Linked DNA regions of Mus musculus: all the other regions are linked to region 1. The links are chromatin loops, found by intact Hi-C in ENCODE. Cell type or tissue: heart. All regions are shown on one strand.

Region 1 (8,000 bases):
AGTTCCTTTGTATGTTTTTTTTCCATTTCTGAGTCTCACTTAAAGCAACAACAACAACAGTTTGAACTCTCCCTGTCCTGTAATTAAACTTTGACAATACGCTTCACTATTAACCACTGCCCATTTCTCTTTATGTTCCCAATCACCAATGTCCTTTTTCCGAAAAGCATTCAAATCTGTAGTAGTTCCCATAGGCATCGAGTTGGCATGAGTTTCAGATCATTAGTGATGTGTTGGCATGCTGGGAGGAGGGGGTCACAGAGTGGCACTTTCATTTTTTAGAGTCTGAAGGAGACCTCTGCTCCCATCTTCCGCTCCCTTTGACTTAGCCCCTAGCAGGCACAGGTCAGGGTGTCCCAGCTGTCCCTCAGGTGGGGATGCTCCCAGGTGGAAAGTAGCAATGTTTTCTTCTGCCTCATTTTAAAGGTAGCTGCAGTTTCCTTCTGTTGCTCTTCCCTGGGCTAGCAGCTCCATGGCTTATCACCTCCTTCACCATCCACTGAAACATTTCCTTGCAGACAACTGGAAACCTCTTCTGTTTTAGGGCAGAACTTGTCAAACAAGCAAAAGGAACTGACTTCCACACCCCGAAACAAACCAAAACCAAACCAAACCAAACAGCCAAACAAAAACATGCGAGGTAGTGTGCCTTGTACTCCCAGAGTCGAGGAGGTGGAGACAGATGGATACCTGAGGCTCACTGGCCAGACAGCTTAGCCTGCTTGGTGAGTTTCAGGACACTGAGAGACCTTGTCTCAGAAAACAAGATGACAATACTGAAGAAATAGCAGTTGGGGTTGCTCTTTGACACCCCCCCATGCACACCTACATTCCTGTACCTCAACATACACACAGAGGCATACAGTACACACACACACACACACACACACACACACACACACACACACACACACACACGCACACACACACACACGAGCGCACACACAGACTTTATTTTCCTGGTTAAATAGGAACAGATTCAAACCCTTACAAACTTCATTATTTCTCTGACTGTCTATAATAGCACATCCATTATCTGTAATAATAGATCTTAATGCTGAGCCAACGACTAATATAGTCATGTAAGGTTTCCTTTTTATTCTTACACAAAATAAAATGTAACAATATAGATTTATTTTTATGTTTAATAAGGGTCATGTGCTAGTAATTTAATAAGAGGAATTTAAAGGATTTATGACATAACATAGATAGCAAAATGTTCTATTAGTGTTGGTGCAAAATATTTCTAAAGAGTATATTCATATTAGTCTGCCTGTGTTGATTTATTAATATATTTATTTCCACATGGGCTAATATCTCCTTGCCTGTCTTATTCCGAGCTTGCATGTATTAAAACCGTATCTGAAGGGCTTAATCTTATGAGTTCTTGACTAGCATGACCAGACCCCGAGTTTGATTCCTAGCACCAAGAATGAGATAATCACAAGAATGAGATAATCAGCCAGGCAGTGGTGGTGCACGCCTTTAATCCCAGCACTCGGGAGGCAGAGATAGTCGGATTTCTGAGTTCGAGGCCAGCCTGGTCTACAAAGTGAGTTCCAGGACAGCCAGGGCTATACAGAGAAACCATGTCTCAAAAAACTAAAACAAACAAACAAACAAACAAACAAACAAAAATTGATTTTGAAAAGAGTGTAGATTCCAACATAAACTCACATCTCACTCTGGGCCAGGAGCCACTTCTTCTAATCCCCTGTGTGGGTAACAGTCGGGCAGCTGGCTCAGTCTGACCAGACACGCTTTGATAAATTGCATGGACGGTTGAGGATAGATTTCAGCACTATTTTCTTTGGTCTAGTCAACTAGCTTCTGATTAGTGATCTCTGGGAACCTTCTAGAGACTGAAAACAAACATTGGCCAGATCTTCGAAGTGTCCAAGGCTGCCCCAAGAATTCACAGTACTATAAGAAGAGCCCCCAGGATTTCCTTGAAGCTGTCATCTGAGGTTTGCTACCAAAAACACTTAGTCATTTTGCAGTCAGGGTATTTCTGCCTGATGGATAAGAAAGGGGGGGAACTTGTACTCATTTCAACCAATAAAGAAGTTCTGGAAAGGCCTTGCATGTCCCAATTTGTCAGCAGCGATGGCCGCTTTGTACTTGTTTGGAATTACTTGTGATCTCGATGTAGTTTAAGAAAGCAGGATGCTTGCTGACAGGAATCAATTTTCTAATCAAGCCATTCCAGGAGCCGCTTCATGAGCTCACTCAGGCTTGTGTGCTCACCATCGGACAGAGAGACTGAAGTTTGTCTCCAGTCAGCTTCTTTTCCTCCTTGACACTGAGCCTTTAAAGCGTGGCTATGAGGCTCTTGGGTGAGCCTGTATGTCTCAGTCTTCCTTTCAGCTGGTGTGGCCAAGGGGTCAAGATAGGGTGAAAGGTCTAAGCCCACTTCCAGGTGTGAAAGCTTACTAAACCCCACCAATCCCTGAGCTCAAAAGCACACCAATCTCTGACCTCAAAAACCTACCAATCCCTGAGCTTAAAAACCAAGTCTCTGAGCTTGATAGCCCAACAATCCCCACCCTGGAAATCTTCATCCTAGAAACTGCCCCTCAAATCCTCTATAAAACCTTTCTCCTGCTCAGCCTCCTGCGCTTATAGCCCCGGCAGATGCAGCCACCCTCTTGTGTGTCTACCAATAAATCTCTTGTGTGAGGTGTGTTGTGCAGTAAGACTTTGTAGTCTTCTTTGGCCCCTGACTGGCAGGATACCTTTCCCTTCAGAGTTTCAATGCCTCCATTGGGGAAACCTTTCCCCTTAGAGCTATAATATTTATACTGAGCTCTTCCCGAAGCTGTGCGGAGTGCCTCTACAGAGTGTCTACATCCACAGGCGAACATCCGGCTCCTCATCTACGTTCGTTCTCCTCTCCTCCTCTCTGGACACAGAGAGGTACAGAGGTTCCAGGTGGTTGGGGCAGAGACCAGGAATGATGGAGTGACTGGAGAGAAAAGATGGGGGCTTGAAGGAACTCACTGAACAGAGCATGTTGTAAGCAAGACGAGGAAACATCTATGTCTTATTTCATTCCTGTTTCTATAGCAAAATACCACAGCCTGGGCAGCTTATGAATAAGAACAGCTTAATTCTGATCGTTTTGGAGGCAAGAAGTCTAAGATAAAAACGGCAGCATGCTTTGGGCCCCGATTCCCAGGTGGTACCTTTTCTCTGTCTTTTCATGTGTTGGCAGGGAAAACCTTTCCTGATTGGCTCCTTCTCAGAGCACCCCAGGCTCGCCCTTCAGAGTCTGATCATTTACCCACAGTGCTGCTACTAATCCCAGCAGCATGGGAATTTGCAAAGAGAACCAGAACTCCCCTCACTACCCACAGCAGTCTGTCACATGTCAGCTGTTTTTGCTGGGTCACTGCTACCCTGTGTCCTAATGTGAGTTGATAGCTCAGCCATCTTATATCTGCTCCAGCTGGTTCTGGACGACAGGGGCTTTCAGCATCCTTGAGGCGGTATTTCTTGCACTGGTTGTCCCAGGGGCTTATTGGCTGGTCTGAAAGTAATCACTGTAGAAGACAATGCCATCAGGGTCTCCTGGTGCCCACAAAGCTTTCCAGAAGCTTTTCTGGATCACTGCTCAGACCTCGAGGCTTCCAATACATCTCATATCAATAACCTGCCACCTTAGAAGCCAGATTGGTTAGCTTACAGTTAGTCAACCAATGAGCAAATGATTACTGAATATCCATTGTGGCTAAATTCTTATCAGATTCAAGTGAATGATAAAGAAAAGACAGGACTGTGTATTTGAAATCTTACTTAGGAGACAGTATATGGGAGAGCTCAGTGGAATGAGATGACACACACACACACACACACACACACACAGACACAGACACATACAGACACACATACAGGCACACATGCGTGTGCACTCAAATACACTACCACTACCGTGAGAACATTAAATAACCCCATAAAAATAAAGACTGGTGGGAATGAAAATGGAGGTGGAAAGTTAAATGGATTAACATTATAATCAATCAATCAAACAAACAATCAATCAAACAAACAAACAAAAACCAGGTGTGTTTCTTCCTCCTTCCTCTCCCCTCTGCTTGTCCCCCTCTCCCAACTCCTTTCTTCCCAGTCTCTCTCTCCTGTCTCTTTCTCCTCCTGCCCTTTCCATTTTCTTTGTCTATCGGTCTAGAGACCTATTTTGAGAGAGTTGTTTGGAAGAAGAGAACACTTAACCTTAGAACAAAATACAGTTCATTGATGCTGAGAGAGGTCTCCGAAGTGGAGGCTGTAGCTGCTAGCTGGTCTCATCAATGCCAGCTGGCTGGATAATAACTTCCAGCTAGCATCTGGTGGGAGATTCAGTCAGTTCATATCTCCTGGATATGAAGAAGAAGAAAACATGGTTCATTTACATTCTTCATGTTAGAAAACCCAACTGACGCTTTTCACTTTGGAGACTGGTCTGCCCGGTGACAATCCAGAAGGTAGTCTGTTCTGTAAGGTAGGCACAGTGCCCCCTCGTGGTAAAATATGGAACTAGATACAAAACTTGAAGAAGCCCTAGGCCAAAGAATACATCCTCTTATGGCTACCATTGCTGTGACGGAACAACCTGGCCAAAGGCAAGTTGAGGAGGAAAGGGTTTATTTCACGCACAGTTCCATGTAAGGGCTCATCATCAAAAGCAGCGAGGGCAGGAATTCGCACAGGGCGGGAACCCAGAAGCAGGGGCTGATGCAGAGGCCACGGACCAGTGTTGCTTACTGGCTTGCTTATCATGGCTTACTCAGCCTGCATTTTTATACAGCCCAGGACCTCCAAGCTAGGTTGGCCCCACACACAAGGGGCTGAGTCCTCCTCCATCAATCACTAAGTAAGAACATGCCTTGCAGCCAGATCTTATGGAGGCATCTTCTCAATCGAGATTCCCTCCTTTCAGATAACTCTAGATTGTGTCAAGCTGACAGAAAACTAGCCAGGCACACCTTTTTCAAATTCTCAAAAGCCTCCAAGAGTGGGGACACTATAGAGTTATCAGTATCAGATCAGAATATTCCCAATGTTTAGTAATTTGTATTCTCTGATTGCCACACAAGAGCCCTGTCTCCTTTGCGTATCGACTTCGCTTCATTAATTCAGTCCTCCCCCCCCTTCTCCTTCCCCTCTGTGTTTGGGGAACAACACTGGCAGAAGTGCCAATCTTATGAAGTTGTACTTGTGAAGGGTAAAGGAAAACAGGACTTTTCTTTTTACCAGAATAGTGTGCACTATTTTTTTAAAAAGAGACTTTTTTTTTTCCAACAGCTTCCTTTTAGTAAATACAGAACTGAATGAAGCTGAGGCACACACGGGCAGTCAGAGGTTGAGGATGGAGAACAGAGAGTCTAGGCTACATCCGGAGACCCTGTCTCAAAATGAACAAGCGAAGCAATATATTGTTGTCATTACTTTAAAAAAATAACTGTATGGTCCTTCCTTCCGTCTTAGCTCCGAACTTTGTCTCTGTAACTCCTTCCATGGGTATTTTGTTCCCCATTCTTTTTTTTCTTTTTTTTATTAGGTATTTTCTTCATTTACATTTCCAATGCTATCCCAAAAGTCCCCCCATACCCTCCCCCCACTACCCTCCCCCCCCCCACTTCTTGGCCCTGGCGTTCCCCTGTACTGAGGCATATAAAGTTTGCAAGACCGATGGGCCTCTCTTTCTAATGATGGCTGACTAGGCCATCTTCTGATACATATGCAGCTAGAAACACCCTCTCTTTCTAATGATGGCCGACTAGGTCATCTTCGGATACATATGCAGCTAGAAACACGAGCTCTGGGGGGCAGGGTACTGGTTAGTTCATATTGTTGTTCCACCTATTGGGTTGCAGACCCCTTTAGCTCCTTGGGTACTTTCTCTAGCTCCTCCATTGGGGGACCTGTGATCCATCCAATAGCTGACTGTGAGCATCCACTTCTGTGTTTGCTAGGCCCCGGCATAGCCTCGCAAGAGACAGCTATATCAGGGTCCTTTCAGCAAAACCTTGCTAGTGTGTGCAATGGTGTCAGCGTTTGGAAGCTGATTATGGGATGGATCCCTGGATATGGCAGTCTCTAGATGGTCCATCCTTTCATCTCAGCTCCAAACTTTGTCTCTGTAACTCCTTCCATGGGTATTTTGTTCCCAATTCTAAGAAGGGGCAAAGTGTCCACATTTTGGTCTTCGTTCTTCTTGAGTTTCATGTGTTTTGCAGATTGTATATTGTATCTTGGGTATTCTAAGTTTCTGGGCTAATATCCACTTATCAGTCAGTACATGTGATTGGGTTACCTCACTCAGAATGATGCCCTCCAGGTCCATCCATTTGCCTAGGAATTTCATAAATTCATTGCTTTTAATAGCTGAGTAGTACTCCATTGTGTAAATGTACCACATTTTCTGTATCCATTCCTCTGTTGAGGGACATCTGAGTTCTTTCCAGCTTCTGGCTATTATAAATAAGGCTGCTATGAACATAGTGGAGCATGTGTCCTTACTACAAGTTGGAACATCTTCTGGGTATATGCCCAGGAGAGGTATTGCTGGATCCTCCAGTAGTACTATGTCCAATTTTCTGAGGAACCACAAGAGTGATTTCCAGAGTGGTTGTACAAGCTTGCAATCCCACCAAGAATGGAGGAGTGTCCCTCTTTCTCCACATCCTCGCCAGCACCCGGGGATCCATCCCATATACAACCACCAAACCCAGACACTATTGCATATGCCAGAAAGATTTTACTTACAGGACCCTAATATAGCTCTTTCTTGTGAGTCTATTCCAATGCCTGGCAAATACAGAAGTGGATGCTCACAGTCATCTATTGGATGGAACACATGGCCCCTAATGAAGGAGCTGAAGGGGTCTGCAACCCTATAGAAGGAACAACAATATGAACTAACCAGTACCCCCCCCCCCAGAGCTGTGTCTCTAGCTACATATGTAGCAGAGAATGGCCTAGTCAGTCATCAATGGGAGGAGAGGCCCTTGGTATTGTGAAGATTCTATGCCCCAGTACAAGGGAATGCCAGGGCCAGGAAGTGGGAGTGGGTGGGTTGGGGAGCAAGGCAGGAGGAGGGTATAGGTGGCCTTGGGGATAGCATTTGAAATGTAAATGAAAAAAATCTAATAAAAAAATTAAAAAAGAAAAAAAAAAAAGAAAGGCTCGAAAGAATGTTCTCCGGGTACATCGTCACAAACTGTCTTTTCAATAAAGAAGACATACAGCATTATGATATGGCCATGTAAAAGGCACATGTAATTTTCATGTGAAAGAAACTGAATAAAATATTTTCTGACTACCATCATCATTACAAAAACATAACTGTGTGCGTACTTGTATGATGTGAGTATGTGTATGAGTGTGTGTGTATGTGTGTGTGTGTGTGTGCGTGCGTGCATGCGTGCGTGTGTGCGTGCGTGCGTGTGTGTGTGTGTGTGTGTGTGTGTGTGTGTGTGTGTAGGTCTGAGGAAAACTTTGTGAAGTTGGTTCTCTCCTTCTACCTCCGAATGTGTGTTCAGGGTTGACTCAGGGTTGACCTCAGTCTGTCAGGCCTGCACAGCAGCCACTCAGCCACTCAACCCTCTCACCAACCCTCTATAGACATTTTTATCGCAAAGTGATAGATACTTCTTTTAAATCCTTGAGTTCTGCTAAATCATATACCAACATCTGACAAGGCCCAGCACAAATTAATGTTGTGCCTGGCAGGTTGACGCATAACTTGTGCAAACTTGAGTCGCTAAAAACACTAGCAATCCTTGTAAGAGTAACAGCAAAGTTAAAATTGCAGCTTTTAGCATTAAGACAAAAGAAAAAGAAAAACCAGAGGTGACCCGGCAGAAGTCTAGGAGAAATCAGCAGTCACACACAGGGGGAGCGGGTCATGAAAGCAGCAAGGCTTCTTAAAGCCTAAAATGGAAACAAGGAGTCCACAGGTGTTTTGGAGAAGATTCGTATTCAGTTGACCTGGAGAAGGG
Region 2 (8,000 bases), 180 kb before region 1:
CTCAAAAGTCATATATTGAAGTCCTGACTCTAGTGTGACTGCGGAGAGGGACTTTGTGGAACTGGTGAAGGTTAGATGAGGCCACGGGGCTGGAGCTCTAACCTCCTTAGATTAGTGTCCTTAAAAATAAGCTGGGCAGTGGTGGCGCACGCCTTTAATTCCAGCACTCGGGAGGCAGAGGCAGGCAGATCTCTGAGTTCAAGGGCAGCCTGGTCTACAGAGTGAGTTCTAGGACAGCCAGGGCTACACAGAGAAACTTTGTCTCGAAACAAACAAACAAACAAAAAACAAAAACAAACAAGAAAAAAAGAATGAGTTGGTCGTGGCCACTCAAGGCCTTTAATCCCAGTACTCTCGGATCAGAGGCATGGGGGTCTGAGTTCAAGGCCAGCCTGGTTTACAGAGCAAGTTCCAGGAACAGCCAGGGCTACACAGAGAAAACTTGTTTTAAAAAACCCAAATAAGAAAGAGAGAGAGAGAGAGAGAGAGAGAGAGAGAGAGAGAGAGAGAGGAAGAAAGAAAGAAAGAAAGAAAAAAAGAAAGGAAGGAAGGAAGGAAGGAAGGAAGGAAGGAAGGAAAGAGAGAGACCCTAGAGTCTTTTCTCAGCTCACTCCTCCAGATAGAGCAAGATCTCTCTACGAAGAGAGCCAGGACCAAGAACTGACCCTGATGGACCTTAATCTTGGATGTGTAACCTCCAGAATGGTAAGAAATAATTGTCTGCTGTGTAAGATGCATCTGTGTATTCCAGTGTGCAATAAGTCCAGCTTGCTGGAGGCAGGGGGATCTGATCTGTGTGCACTTTGCCATCTGACAGCGTGCCAAGCAGTTAAGAAATGGTGAGAAAGAAATTGTCTGATTAGTCTGGGTATGTTTTGTTATGGCATCTGTAGCTGACATGTTCAATTCACTTTGAGCTCTTCACAGAGCCAAGTGTGAAGAAAAACGTTCTGACTGTCATGAAATTTGAACTTGCCTTTACGTAAAGTGAGACTGTGTGCATTTAAACCCCACTAGCTTCTTTTTGCCTCTGTCATCTTTAAAAAAAAAAAAAAACAACAACAACTAGTTTTTAAATTAGCTTTTATTCTATGTGTGTTTTGTTTGCTCATTAAAAGTGAATCTAATTGGCCATTCAGGGAGTTTTCTGGGCTCGGTGCTTGCTTGGCTCATAGTCAGAAGGTGCAAGCTGGATTCTAAATACCTACTTCTATTAACCTCGGGCCGAGTTTCCTATGAGGCTTTGTCACTGCCTCTCTGATTCGAGGTCCTGATTCTCAGGGAGAGCTCTGGAGTCGCTTCCAAATGTCTAATACCTCAGACAAGTTGTCACTTGCCTTAGAGACATGGAAGTACAAAGTCTTTTCGATTTAATCCTAAATAGTTCTTCACAAGGGGGAAAAAAGCCAAGTAGTGAGAAAGATGAGTCTTGGAATCTCTTGCTTTTTTCCTTCTTTTCTTTCCCTTTCTTTCCTTCTTTCCTTCTCTCTCTCCTTGCTTTGGTACTGAGAGGGAAAACTAGAACCTTTGTATGCTTAAAACAAAACAAAAAAACAAGAACCCTGTCACTGAACTGTATCCCATCCATTGAAATGCTTTCAAAATTTTGATTTAAAATTCATTAATAGGGGCTGGAGAGATGTCTCATTGGTTAATAATGCATAATGAACTCAGGCTGTCTATAAGTATATATGTATATGTGTATGTGTGTATATGATATATATGTATACTAACACGTGTGCTTGTTATTACATGTATTATAATACTATATCACTACGGGCCTGAGCAGAGACCCAAGAGTTGAAAGGGTAGAGAACTAGGTCGCAGATGACCTCAGTGTGACTGTAAACCCTCCTCCACAGGCCAGAACTCTGACAGAGGTGGGTGGCAGGCTTGCATGCACAAGGAGTCTGACAGGCTGACTGGGGCCTCGGGCTCCATGCTTTCAGCTTCTCGATGAGAAGATGTTTGTGACCTAAGAGGGTTGTCTTTCACTGGAGAGAACAGAGATGTCTGCATCCTGCTGAAGGTTCAAACAGGGATGGAGGACGCACTGGCCAAAGAGGTATTGCATATAGGAAACAAAGGATGCAGTAAGCCATGTACTGGGATTGCTTAAAGAGCCAGAGTCACCAAGCCTGCCTTGACATTTCTCTTAAAAGTGATGGAAAGAGGATTTGCTTTACTTCCTTCCTCTTGCCGTCACTTAAAAAAATTACTTATATATTTTATTTACATGAGTACACTGTAGCTGTCTTCAAACGTAACAGTAGAGGCATCGGATCTCATTGCAGATGGTTGTGAGCCGCCATGTGGTTGGTGGGAATTGAACTCACGACCTCTAGAAGAGCTGTCATTGCTCTTAAACACTGAGCCATCTCTGCAGCCTTGTCTTCCTAATGCTGGGGGACACTTCAGGGCGGCGCTCGCCCCGTGAGCCACGCGCGCCCCAGGCTTTGGCTTCAGGTCTTACCTTCACTAGAAGGTCCTTGGCCTCCCTTTCGAGCCACCTCGGGTAGAAGGGGTTGTCCATGCGGATGGAGTGGAACAGCTCCTCCTCGTCCTGCCCGTGGAAGGGGGACTGGCCAATCAGCATCTCATAAACGAGCACCCCGAAGGACCACCAGTCGACGGAATGGTTGTACTTCTGACCCAGCAAGATCTGCACGGCGAAGGCAGAGAGAGCATCATTAGTACGTACGTCTGACGAAAGCAGAGCATCATCAGTACGTACGTACATCTGACGACTGATAACACAGAGCATCATCAGTACGTACGCCTGACGACTGATCACGCTTCCAAGGCTGAAGGTAAATAAATGACTGGCTGTCGTGATCTACAGGCTCGACTGAGGACGCTATCTTCTGGCAAGCGCCGGTTCGAAATGGCTCCGCCATGACCAAGTTTCTGCCTGTAAGTAAACACTTCAGAGTCTCACTTTGCATTTTTCTCATTGGCGTTGAGTGCAATGACTGAAGCAAGCCTGTAGCTTTTATTTTCCCATCTGTGCTATGAGGTTCTGGGGAGGTAGGTATTGTGTCCTACAGAGCTGGCTTGACGCTAAGTTCTCCATTATTACCTTTGGTGTGGACTGCTAAGTGAAACCTACTTACTTATATTCTCTCAGCTCTGCATAAAATCACTGAGGGGAACTGATGAACCAGAGATACCACTTAATCAAGTCTTTAAAACCTAGCCAATCACAATTGTGCACGTCAAGAGTTATGCGCTTAGTCAATGGGATGAAGAATCAAGTCATGTGATTAGCATGAGCAAGGAGAGCAGAACTCTTCAGACCCAGAAGTCAGAGGACATCCCAGAGCTACGAGCAGCTCGGAGAACGGTCTGGGTCTGTCATCCAGGCAGGAGGATTAAAGGTAGGAATTTACTGAACTTACAAAATAAATCAATCCTTTTGATCAGTTTACTGTTTATAGCAATAGAGACTTTGTACCTCCACGTTCAACAGCTTCCTTGTCTGCTGTTGAAAGGCCAAAACTGTACAAGCCACTGTGAATATCAGCTGAGTGCAGCAGGCCCGGGCTTTGCTAAAACAGTTCATAGTGGGATCCATGACTGCATGAAGGCTGAAGGTGATGTGATGGTGGGCGGGTGTGTAAACAAAGGCAAAAAAGTCAGTGTGCTTAAGACACATGGGCACTCTGTTTAATGTAGCAGCATGGGATCTAAGGTAGGGCGTCAGCCCATCAATGGAATGAATGCACAAAGAAACTGGGATACGTAGATGCAGCCCAATGCTACCCAAACTTACAAACATATACGAGCCCAGAGCACTTCCGTGCTAGGTGAAGCAAGACTCCACTCAGATGAGATACTCCAGCCTCTGGATCAGAGACACGATACAGTGTCCCACAACCCAACAGTTCTGGTGGCTGTATAAAGCCCCACATGTCCTTCAAGTGCCAAATCTCTCATTTGCACAGCTTGGGGAAGACTCCTTACCCCTTTATAAACTACCTTAGTAGAGAGGATAGTCACACTTGCTATCTTATTGCAGGGTGGCTCTAAAGAGCCTGTGGAAAGTAGGAAACTCACGGTGATTTGTGATAGGATTTGTGACCTGAAATCTTCTGCAAGCGCAGTGCTGAACAGCTACTTGGATGAGACTTATCCCCATGAGTGAAAATAAAGATCATTTTGCAATCTGCCACCATTGTGAACTGCTACCTGATAGCTGCAATTCAATATTTAAATATACAAGCTCACTTTAAAGTTGACAAACAAAAAGTCAACTTCACTGGCCTTAAGGAATAATGTAAAAGTCGACTTCTGTGAATTCACCATGAGTACGTATAATCAATTGGTTCAGCCCTACACTCAAAAGGAAACCTCCTGTACTAGGTACCAGGCTCAGACGCAATTCCCACGGTAAGCCACCAGGTGGCGCCAAAGCAACCAGAGCCGGTCCTGAGCAACAAGCCTCTATGTAAACAACTTCATTTTAGAGGAACAAATGAAATTTGGAGGCCAGGAGACAGCTGTCGTGGAAATTAGAGCTTCGAGATTGGTTATGTTAGTTAAAGTAAATGCAGTTTTATGCTGGGAGGGAGGAGCAGACTGCACATTCACACAGGGAACAGGCTGTTCAAGAGGGAATGCTAACATACACCAGGTGTCATTTCATACGCGATGTCCGGACGCGCTGCTGTTATCCCTGGAGGAGGATGGCTGGACTTAGGAGGCTCTGTGTCTTATTTCAGATCTCACAGTGAGTTGAGAGCTGGTTCTGAAGTCCAGTCTTTGAGGATTTCAATCCATAGTTGATAATCGTCTCCTGCTATTTCTCTCTCCCTGCACGGTTCTTTCTACACTAACTGTTCTGAGGTGGAGAGGGCAGCAGAGCTGTACTGGGTAGAGGGTCAACCTTCCCTAGCTCTGCCTTCCTCCAAGAACTGAGACCCAGCTTCAAACCGGAGAAATGAGCCAAATTATAATAATGCCTTTGTCACGTGCTGACACAGACTCCCTTTGTCCCTTGCAGTGGGTGTGCCTTGGAGCTATTGTGTTAAGGTGCGCACACTCCTTGGATGAGGTTGAATAGCTACTCGATGACATGAATCCCGTTAGTCAGTTGCGATCAGAGCATTCGGATTAGAGAGAGAGTTTAAATAAATGATACGAATCTATGAGAGGTAGGAAATGGTCCCTCAGCCACGTCTGAAGCTGAACCAGCGGACACACTAACCATATTTTGGCCAAAAAGAAGCTTGATTGAAAAATAAAAGCCTTGAAAGTAGTGTTTTGGATGATGGACTTATATCTGCTATCATCAGGGATAGTCCTTGCTAAATACAGATTACAAATTCTGTTTCATATTGGACCTGCTTGGCCCTTTACCAGCCATGATAGTATGAGAATCGGAAGAAATACATTAGACCTTTCAGTTCCAGAGCCTTAGATCATTAAACCAAGACTTTAAAAAAATGATTTTTAAAAAATTACGTTTATTAAATGCAGGGAGACATGTGCTTGCCATGTACACGTGTGGAGGTCAGGGGACAATTTCCCAGGAGTCCATTCTATCGTGGGATGGATCTTAGGTTGTCAGGCTTGGTAGCAAGTGACTTTACCTGCTAAGCCCTAAACCAAAGAAAATTTAAAGTTATAGTCTTCATCCCTCATCAAGGAAAATTTTCTTTGTGGCAGATGGAGAAATCATTACAGAAAAACAAACAAACAAACAAACAAAAAAACCCCGGAGGTTGGAGCCCAGTGTACCAAGGGATGCTTCTATTATACAACTCCCACACTGAAGGCTCAGGGAACGGTGCTGACGTGAGGAAAGAAAGACTGTAGGAGCCAGAAGAACAGATTTGCTGTGAGGCTGTCTCTCCTAAGAACTTCAGAAGTTGTACCTACAAAGTCTCACCAATAGGTCTGCTAAACACAAGCTGAAGAAGGGCTAAAGAGGGCAGAGGAAGTACATGAAGCCTCAGCCCTGGACAAAGAATTACAGGCAACTAAGGGACACGAGAGCACTCTAGCTGGTCATCTACTATCAAATGGTCAGCCCTGGAAACACACACACACACACACACACACACACACACACACACACACACACACACACACAAATAATGTAAAGACCAAGCAGGCTGAATGTATGTATTTAGGAACACACACATGCAATAGCAACAATTAAGGAAAAAAGAATCCATAAATTTGAAAGAGCAAGGAGGGATATATAGGAAGGTTGGAGAGAGAAAAAAGAAGGGGGGATGATGTAATTATATTAAATCTCAATTATAAAAGAAATAGAAGGTGTGGGCCACCACTGCCCTGCAAAGAAATAATTTCCAAAAAGCTTTTTGATCTAATTTTAATGACATATTCTTACCTTCTACTATTAACAAAGTAGAATAAAATTAAGCTATTTGGTACCAGTTTTTTTTTTTTTATATTTCATTCTTAGTTCAATTTGATCTTAAACATTTTAGCCATGTTCTTTAAATCATAGACCACGAATGTAGCAATGAATGTGTAATGTAAACACATATACATATCTTTAGAGTGTTTATTTAACTGATAAAGAAACATCATCAAACAGTTTGAGGATATGGGGCTGCTGAGATGGCTCAGGGGGTAAAGGGGCTTGCTGACAAGTTTGATGACCTGAGTTCAATCCCCAGGAAGCCACCTGGTAGAGGAAGAGCATTGATGCCTGTGAAATGTCCTCTGACTTTCCCATGTAAACTAGGATGACCCTCATGTGTGCATGCATACATAAATGATGATCATATAGACTGATAAATAAATGTGTTTCAAAGGCTTGAAAACATGTAAGAGGTTGGTGATGTATGGGATGGAGAGAAGCCATGAGGAAGGGTATTGCCATATCTGGGATTCAGGGCAAGAGGAGACAGATTTCCTAGAGCAATGCCCAGAAAGGATGGAGAAGAACTGGACATTCTTTGGAGGCCAATAAAACGATGCAAAAAACAAGGGGCAAGTCTTGATTCAGTCTCAGCATCCAGGAAGTGAGAGATCCCATTCGAGAAAGCCTTGGAGTTTGGCTGTATTTGGAGATAGAGAAGAACACTTGAATATTGTATTTCAATTTTTGTTGTTGTTGAGACAACTGGTAGGTGGCTTCATGGTTAGTCATGAAAGATATATTAAGGAAAAGAGAGAGGGAAGGTTCACCAGAGAAAGTGAGTTTGGAGGCTGTGAAGTTTGAAGGGCATGTGATCTATGTAAGTCTGTGATGTATATAGGTCTGTAGTAAGACAAAGTTTGGCCTGACCATGCTTATTCTGGAGCTAAAACTATTGTCATAGATAAAGTTACTCATTAAAGAATACTCAAGGAGGGGCTGGAAAGGTGGCTGGGCAGATAGCAAATATTGCTTGTCTTAGGGTTTTACTGCTGTGAACAGACACCATGACCAATGCAAGTCTTACAAAGGACAACAGTTAATTGGGCTGGCTTATAGGTTCAGAGATTCAATCTATTATCATCAAGGCGGGAGCAGGGCAGCATCCAGGCAGGCATGGTGCAGGAGGAGCTGAGAGTACTACATCTCCATCTGAAGGCTGCTAGCAGAATACTGACTTCCAGGCAGCTAGGATGAGGATCTTAAAGCCCACACCCATAGTGACACACCTACTCCAACTGGGCTATACCTTCTAATCGTGCCACTCCCTGAGCCAAGCATATACAAATCACCATATTGCTCTTGCAGAGCATTGGAGGTCAATTCCCAGTACCAATGTTGGGCTATTCACAACTACCTGTTGTTCAGCTTCAGGGGGATCTGCCACTCTCTTCTTGCCTCTCTGGGTACCACTACATAATAAGAAGGTGATCAGAGACAGAGACAGAGACAGAGACAGAGACAGAGACAGAGAGTCACACACACACACACACACACACACACACACACACACACACACACACACACACAGAGAGAGAGATAGAGAGAGACAGACAGACAGACAGACAGACAGAGGAAGTGGATACCCAATAAGAAGTGAGAACTA
Region 3 (8,000 bases), 430 kb before region 1:
AGGTGTCCTGATTAACCATGCTCTGAAACTGCCTGCAGGTGACAGGGTCAGTTATGAAAGGGACACTCTATCCCATCCCAACCCCGAGCACAGGTAGAAGAAGCATATGTGGATCTATAAGTTTTTTTTATTTTTGAGCCGTTTGAACATATTAAGTGTTCAGAGTATAATTAAAAATAATAGGAAGGGCAGGGTGGTGGTGGCACACGTCTTTAATCTTAGCACTTGGGAGGCAGAGACCGGTAGATCGCTATATGTTCTAGGCTAGCCTGCTCTAGAGAGTAAGTTCCAGAAAAGCCAAGGATACACAGAGAAACCCTGTCTCCAAAAACTAAAAACAAACAACAACAACAACAAACAACTCAACAACAAGAATAGCACACCAATAAAAACATCATTTCTTCTTTCCACCCCAGACCAAGTGCAATCAAGTAGAGGAGCCTTCTTCAGTGGTCCAGGCGGAGGAGGCTTTCTTAGTGAGTCAAAGGTCAGAAAGGGATGCTTGCTAAGCCCATCCTTTGATATGGCTCTATGTCTTTAATATTTAATTACTTATTATTATTGTGTGCTCATGAGTGTGAGTGCAATGAAGGTCAGAGGACCACTGTGGAGTCGGTTCTCCTGCTGTAGCTTCCAGGTATTTAGCTCAGGTCTTCAAGCTTGTGTGGTAAGAGCCTTTGGCTATTGAGCCTCCACAGCCCTCTTTCTATGCCTTGACAACCACTCAAAAGGTCTGGGACCAGCCCTGTCAGGGGCTTAGAAGAAACATGTCTCAGGCAAGCTGAGAAGAGAAGAGTGAATCTTCCAGAGTAAAAAGCCTTTTCTGGAAGATTGTGTAGGATACAGGGAAACCCCACTGGTCAGTGAGAATGCTGTGTATTCTTAGGCCCAAGATGCTGAGGGCCATAGTAGCTGTCTGACTGAAGTCCTGACCTCTCGTGGAGGATGCAGGCAGCTGGCAGCAGCCGGGCTTCAGGGAGGACGCTGTGAGACCCTGTTTGCCTTTCTGTTCTCATAGCATTGGCAGTCCTGGAGCCAGGAGCCTGATGGTACTATCCACACAGGTCAACCTGCCTGGCTACACTGCAAGGTACATTGCCCTAGGATGGACAGTGGATTTGTTGGGACCACAGATATCAACCTTAGGTGCCTCACCCGCAGGGAGCACCCAATAACATGTCCTGAACTTCACTAGGGCAAAGTTGAGCAACTGCATGCCAAGTCATACATTCATCTTTGAAACGGTGTACCAACATTTTCCAGATAGACATGGGGTTCCCTCCTGGGAGCTCACCTCCTATGTTATCCAACAAGTGCCAAGACTGGAAGGTCAGAGGTTGGCATGGGGCGGTGAATCTGACTCTGCTGGCAGGGTTCATGCAGAGCATATACTAGGTGCTGGGTCCAATCTCAGCCCTGCATAAACCCTGTGGGGTGGTACACACCTATAATCCCAGCACTGGGGAGGTGGAAGCATCATACAAGGTCAGCCTTGCCTACATAACAAGTTCAAGTCCTACCTGAGACTGTACTGGAGGAGAAGGAGGAGGAGGAGGAGGAAGGAGGAGGAGGAGGAGGACTGCGAACGAAAATTAAGATGTGTGGAAAGACATGTTTATAATCCCAGTACTCAGGAGGCCGAGGCTGGCAAATCTGTGAACTCAAGGCCGACCTGGTTACATAGTAAGACCTTGTCTCATGAAATCAAAACCTTGTGCATGGTGGTGCAGTCCTACAAGCCTGACCCTTGGGAGGCAAAAGCAGGATTTCAGTGAGTTTGAGGCCAGCCTCGATTACATGAGACCCTGTCTCAAAACAAACAACCAAACAACCTAGCAACACTCTTCTGTTTTTCTCTACTCTCTTTAATACTAACTCTAGTTTAAAAACAAACAAACAAACAAACAAACCCTAAAACCAAAAAAACCCAAAACAAACAAACACACACACAAACAAACAAACAAAAAACCAAATAGAAGTCGTAACAGAGAGGTAGTTTTGAGATTTTGGTTTTTAAGAATAAACGCCTCCCCCCACCCTCTCCTCACCCCTGTTAAAGAAACTAGACTGTAGATGGAGAGAGATGTGTCTGACCAGCTGTGATGGATGAAGTCACAGCCTCTCTCTGAGTTTGGTGTTGTGGTGATAGTAAGGGACCTCCCGCCTTTCTGCCGCAGACCCCCGTGGTGTGACATTTTATAATATGGGTGGAGGGAGGAGTGTAGGGCCAGATCGCCTCATACACTGAGGTAGTACATGACACTTCAGCTAGGCATCTTGTCTCCCCACTGGTCTCCAGGGTGACTGCGGCTGTCATGAGGGAAGACTTTCGGTATTAGGGCTGACCAAGAAGCAGGACTGTAGAAACTGGTTTTGAGATCGGCTGGAATAGGAGAAGTTAGGAAATGTGAGATCTAAGAGAACAAAAAAGGAGGACAGGAAGCATGTCAGTTAGACACAGGAAGTCACGAAAGTCATGGTTGCATTTGGAAGGTGCTGTGGAGAGAGGTTGAGGTGGCACTTCTGCAAAAACGCGACACCTTAATGACCGGATCTTCCACGATGGAGACGGTTGTCCCACATACAAAAATCTCCAGGTTCTGGGGTTCCATCTTCAGCACCACAGAGAAGAAGAAATAGGGGAAGGGAGAAAAATGGAGAAAAATATCAGAGCCTCATAGGTATGGCTTAGTCTAAAGCCTGGGCTTGTGACTAAATTTCTTTTTTTGAGGTTTCTTTCAGGCCTAGTGTCTTCCAACAATAGGATTTTAAGTGTTCTTGCATGGGTTCGTTGTCAGAAGGGACAACAAATAGTGGGTCAACGTTTCACTAGCAATGATGGGCTGGGGAAGTAGCTCACTGGTGAAACTATGCCCACAATGTGCATGTAGCTGCGGTTGGATTCCCTAGTGTCACAAAAACAAGACTGCTGAACACAGCAGTTCATACCTGTTAATATCCACAAGAGATGGTGGCCAGAGGATTGCTGAAGAGTTTGAGGCTGGTGAGAGCTAGTTAGTGAGGTTCAAGGCCAGGCTCAGCTACAGTGTGAGATTTGGCCAAAACAAAATAAAACAAATAACAACAACTAAATGAATACAAAACCCAGGGCCATGTACATAGCTCAGTGAACAAAGTTCTTTACCATACAAGTCTGGTGGCCCGGGTTTGATCTCCAGAACCCATGTAAATAGGTGGAAAGAGAAAAATGACTTTTGAAAATTGTCTAATCTCCATACTCACTCATACCACAGAGGGGTGGGGGTGGAGGAATCTGATGCCCTCTACTGGTCTCTGTGGGATCCTGCACATAAACTCACACAGGCGAGCATGCTAAGTAAATCCTCTTACAGATTAGAACTGTTCTAGATGTAGTGGAGGGGGAGGGGCAAAGGGCAGGAAGATCTCTGTGAGTTCAAGGCCAGCCTGGTCTGCACAGTGAGTTAATGCCCCAGTGAGTTTATGGACAGCCAGAGCACCAGAGAGACTTTGTCTCAAAAAAGAACTGTGGAGGAAGAGGGGGAGGAGGAGGAGGAGGAGGAGGAAGAGGAGGAAGAGGAGGAAGAGGAGGAGGAAGAAGAAGAAGAAGAAGAAGAAGAAGAAGAAGAAGAAGAAGAAGAAGAAGAAGAAGAAGAAGAAGAAGAAGAACTGTGACCATTCCCTAAACAAAATCAAAGGCCAGGCCTGTGGTTCACACCTGCAGCCCAGTACTTGAGTGGAGGAGGAAGGCGGTAAAGGTTACCCTCAGCTGAAAATCCAGTTACAGCCTGGGCCATAAACCGCTGTCTCACAAAGTTCAAAACCAAAACCAATCAAAAAAAGCAAGGAAGTAGAGTTTTAAAAACCATAAAAATAACCAGGCCCAGACTCCTCCAAGAACGAATAAAAAAAAATAAAGGAAACAAACTCTCTAAGTTCTTCTAGCTTCTTTGCAGGTGCTGGGACCTAACAGTAAGGCTCTTTGTGTAAATCTGTGACCTTCAGGTCCACCCTCAAGGTGCTTTGTGTGAATCCTTGACCTTCAGGTCCACCCTCAAGACTCTTTGTGTGAGTCTGTGACCTTTATGTCCGCCCTCAAGGCTCTTTGTGTGAGTCTGTGACCTTCAGGTCCACCCTCAAGGCTCTTTGTGTGAGTCTGTGACCTTCAGGTCCACCCTCAGAGACCCCTTAGTATTAGTATGTCTGCTTGAGAAATAAGCAAAGAGAGGCTGAGAAGGGTTAGGTATCTTGCTAAAAGTCACACAGCAAATTATGTGAGGAACAGAGCTGCCTTTGCATCTGCCTTTCGAACATGGACCCAATCTGTCACATGCTGTGTAGTCTGGCCTGGCCTGGCCTGGCCTGGTCTGGTCTGGTCTGGTCTGGTCTGGTCTGGTCTGGTCTGGTCTGGTCTGGCACAGAATGGCATGGTATGTTGTGGCATGGTATGGTGTGTTATCTATGTCAGAAAAACAGCAAGTGATACACTAAACCTCTATTAACAATCAAGCTCTTTGTGAGAAGTAGAGAGACGGCATCACGTGAGAGATATATGCTCATTGGTGAAAAAAGGCCTCGACTCTATATCCCAGTCAGGACCTCCTTTTTTCTCTCTAAGTGCAGACCCCAAGACATCCTTAAGGAGGGAGCTTTGTCAGCCACTGATTCTCTCATTGATCCCACAGGAGCTCTGTGGTCTGAGGGAAGGTAATAGTTTCAAGTCTGTTTTAGTATCTGCTATCCAGCCCTCAGCATAGGTGGGGGCCACTCATCCCACAGGATGATGATCGGGTTCACTGACCAGTCAGTCTGTAAATAAGTATACCTCGGTCACTGCGCTCCCGCGAGACGGTTCTGGGAGTGGCTTAGGCAGGAAGAGGCAGTGGAATGACTTGGAAGCTAGGAAACGAGACACTCATAGGTCACCTTCATCAAGTACTGTCTGAGTGATTTCATTGAAGCCACTGGAGTCCATTTACCTATGTGTCTGAGAAGGAAGTGAGCTAATGCTCTCTTGGCTCTGACTCTGAGGTCGGTGTTGTCCAGTTGCTTGGATGCTTGTTACACACAGACACCAAGTGTGTTTGGCTTGCGGGGCTTCAGAGCAAAACTGGATGTAAGAAGAAAAGGGTGTGTGTGTCTCGGTAGGTATCGTAGCTCAGTTGATAAACGGCTTGTCTAGCATGCACAGAACCCCTGGCTTGCTTCACAGTCCTGAGCGTGTTGGTGCATATCTGAGATCCTAGCACTTGGGAAGATCAGAGTTCAAGGTCATCCTTGGCTACAAGGTCTGGCTGAGCCACTTGAGGGGGACAGGGGATGGAAGGATTCCAGCTGCAATTTTGTCCCCCCAAAGATAGTGCTGTGTATCTGTCAGTGTGTGTAGGTGAGAAGCTGAGTTCTCAGGTGAGTGACATGTGAAAGACCCTGCCTCCAGTCTCTATTCCTTTGGCTCTGACTTGAGTACTGAACTTGACATTGTTACTACATTGTATCCCCTCACTAAGCCTGCCTGCAACTCTGTGTCTCAGGGCAGGCTGTCCTAAGTACAAGCTTGCTTCCTGATAGGCTTCCCACAGTCTAACGTCTGTGTAAGTCCCTCCTGCTGTCTAGGGAAAGGGTGACTATGCACTTTTACAGTAGGTTAGAGGGAAAGTTGGAGGCCCTTGAATTTTCTTTGTATGCCCAAGTATAGTGTGAGTCAAGTACAGACTCACACAAAGCACCTTACTGTTAGTTCCCAGCACTTGTGAAGAAGCTAGAAAAACTTAGGGAGTTTGTTTCCTTTAATTTTATTTGCTTTATTTTCTTTAAATGTCAGACAACTCGAACTCTACAGAAAACGAGACAGTCTTTCTATGTAATCCATGACGTCCAAAAGCTCACCCTGTAGATCAGCCTGACTTTGAACTCATAGAGACCTGCCTGCCTGTGTCTCTCTGCCTCCCAAATTCTGGGATTAAAGGTGTGGGACCACCATGCCCAGTCTACATAGAGAATTTGAGACTATCCTGGGCCATATGAGACCCTATCTCAGATACCAAGAAGCTAGCCCCTTCTTCCCCCCTACCCCCCAAAACAACTGCAGAGTAGACACCAGTGAGAAGAGGCTGAGGAGGAGCAGCTCTGGTCTGGGGAGCACTGTCCCTCTTCCCGTTTCCCCATAACTGTGTGTACAACTCCTGGTGGTGCGCCTTAGGATCTCAGCGAGGAGTCTTCGCTCCAGGGTGTCTCAAGCCTTAGCGGAGATGATCGAGGTACTTGAAGAAGAGCAGACAGGCTTAAGGTTAACCTGCCCTCCCTCTGACCTTGCTTCAGAAACTGTCCTCTCCGACTACTCAGCAACAACCTCTCTCTTTTTTTTTGCAGACACTCTGTCAGGACGATTGTCTTGTTCCCCTTTCCCAAGGAGAATTTTTCAGAGGCTCAGGTGCCCCTGATGCACGTGGACACTGAGATACCAAATCCTTTTAGGTTAGCTGCTCTGCCGCCACGGTGTTGTTAGTGTAGGGCTTTGGACTCTGTAACCTTTCTCTTTAAGGCTGCTTTGACTGACCATCCAGTTGCACTGAGAAAGGAAGGGCTAATCAGTTAGTGGAGGCAAAGGGGAAGTTAGGGAGATACCTCAAAGGAAGTGTGCACTTTGAACCAGAAGAGAGAAAGTGAAGGTCTGACTTGGGCTCAGACAGACTTTAGGGCAAGGCTGCCCTTTCTGTTGAGATCTGAGCCTGCTGGCAGCCAGATGCCATCTGAGATCAGTGGGCACGGAAGCATTAGTAGCAGAAGGCCAAAACCTGACGTTTTTGTCTGAGTTGCACTTTACAATTAATTCAGGAACTCTGCCACCCCAAGGCAGCGTCTTTTGTAGCCCAGGTTGGTCATAAGCTAAGGCTGGCCTAAATCCTGACTCTCCTGTCTCTACCTCCCCAAGTACCACCATGCCCAGCTTTACTGGGAAACTGGTAGTGCTAGGGATAGAGCCCAGGTCCCCAGGCATGTTAAACCAGCATTCCACCACGGAGCACATCTCCAGTTCTCAAGTTTACTCTTAACCTCCTTGAGGCAGGATCTCAGGCTGCTTAACTATCTATAGGCTAGCCAGGCTTTGATCTTGTAATCTTCTGCTTCAGCCCTCCCCCAAAGCGGGCATCATAGGTTCATCTTATTGCAAAAATGTTTTTAAGGCCAGGCATGGTGGCACACGCCTTTAATTCTAGCACTTGGGAGGCAGAGGCAAGTGGATCTCTGCGTTCCAGGCCAGTCTTGCAACATGAATACACACACACACACATGCAAATGTATATATGTATATATATATATTTTTTTCTTCAAGCAGGGTCTCATTATATACCCTTGGGTGGCCTAAAGCTTGTCATGTGTGTGTATGTGTGGTGTGTGTGTGTGTGTGTGTGTGTGTGTGTGTGTATGTATATATGTATATACTGTAATTTTTTTTAAACAGATTTTCTCTACATAGCCCTGTCCAGACTCGCATTGAACTTACGGAAATCTACTGCCTTAGCCTTTCAAGTGTGGGATGAGAGATTTTTGCCACCATGTCTAGCAATTTAAGAAAAGTGTTTATTAAATGTTGTTTATTGCCGGGTGACGGTGGTGCACTTCCAGAACAGCCAGTGCTATGCACAGATAGACCATGTCTGGAAAAAACAAAAAAACAAAAGGAAGAAACAAGGATGTTACTTATTTTTATTTTACGGGTGTTTTGTTTAGAGATACATCTGTGTACTGTGTGCAAGGAGTGCCCAAAGAGACCAACAGAGGGCGTCGGATCCCCCTGGAATTGGAGTAACTGACACGTGGGTTCTGGGAACCAAACCTGGCTCCTCTGAAAGAGCAGCCAGTGTTCTTGTCCACCGAGCTGCCTCTCCAGCTCCTGCAATTTAATTTTTAAAATATTTAAACATTTTAATTTTTATGTCTGTGTATCACATGTGTGCATTGCCTGTGGAGGTCAGTAGAGGGCCTTGGACCCCCTGGGATTGGGGTTGCAGGTAGCTGTT

What was found. Hi-C counts contacts between places; a loop is a spot of excess contacts. Peaks named below come from ENCODE experiments on the same cell type or tissue, not always from the same donor. Only the 100,000 strongest peaks of a DNase experiment are listed, where the experiment ranks them.
Region 2: it touches region 1 in a loop (11-fold over the local background); 29 of 42 quality-filtered maps call a loop at or near these places.
Region 3: it touches region 1 in a loop (6-fold over the local background); 2 of 42 quality-filtered maps call a loop at or near these places.

The regions. Positions count from the first base shown.
Region 1 is chr2:11,109,934-11,117,933 of GRCm38, reverse strand. No RefSeq gene overlaps it. Among named protein-coding and RNA genes, the nearest start is that of Prkcq, 58 kb to the left of the region's middle. In heart, a CTCF peak has its summit at 4,524 (motif pointing left); no DNase peak of the experiment used is centred here.
Region 2 is chr2:11,285,051-11,293,050 of GRCm38, reverse strand. Prkcq (protein kinase C, theta) reads right to left here. Exons shown (of 18, transcript NM_008859.2): 16 at 2,474-2,662. Among named protein-coding and RNA genes, the nearest start is that of Gm13293, 50 kb to the left of the region's middle. In heart, no CTCF peak of the experiment used is centred here; a DNase peak (open chromatin) is centred at 4,420.
Region 3 is chr2:11,543,128-11,551,127 of GRCm38, reverse strand. It overlaps a transcript of Pfkfb3 not described here. Among named protein-coding and RNA genes, the nearest start is that of Gm10851, 25 kb to the right of the region's middle. In heart, a CTCF peak has its summit at 3,309 (motif pointing left); no DNase peak of the experiment used is centred here; H3K27ac peaks cover 295 bases; H3K27me3 peaks cover 673 bases.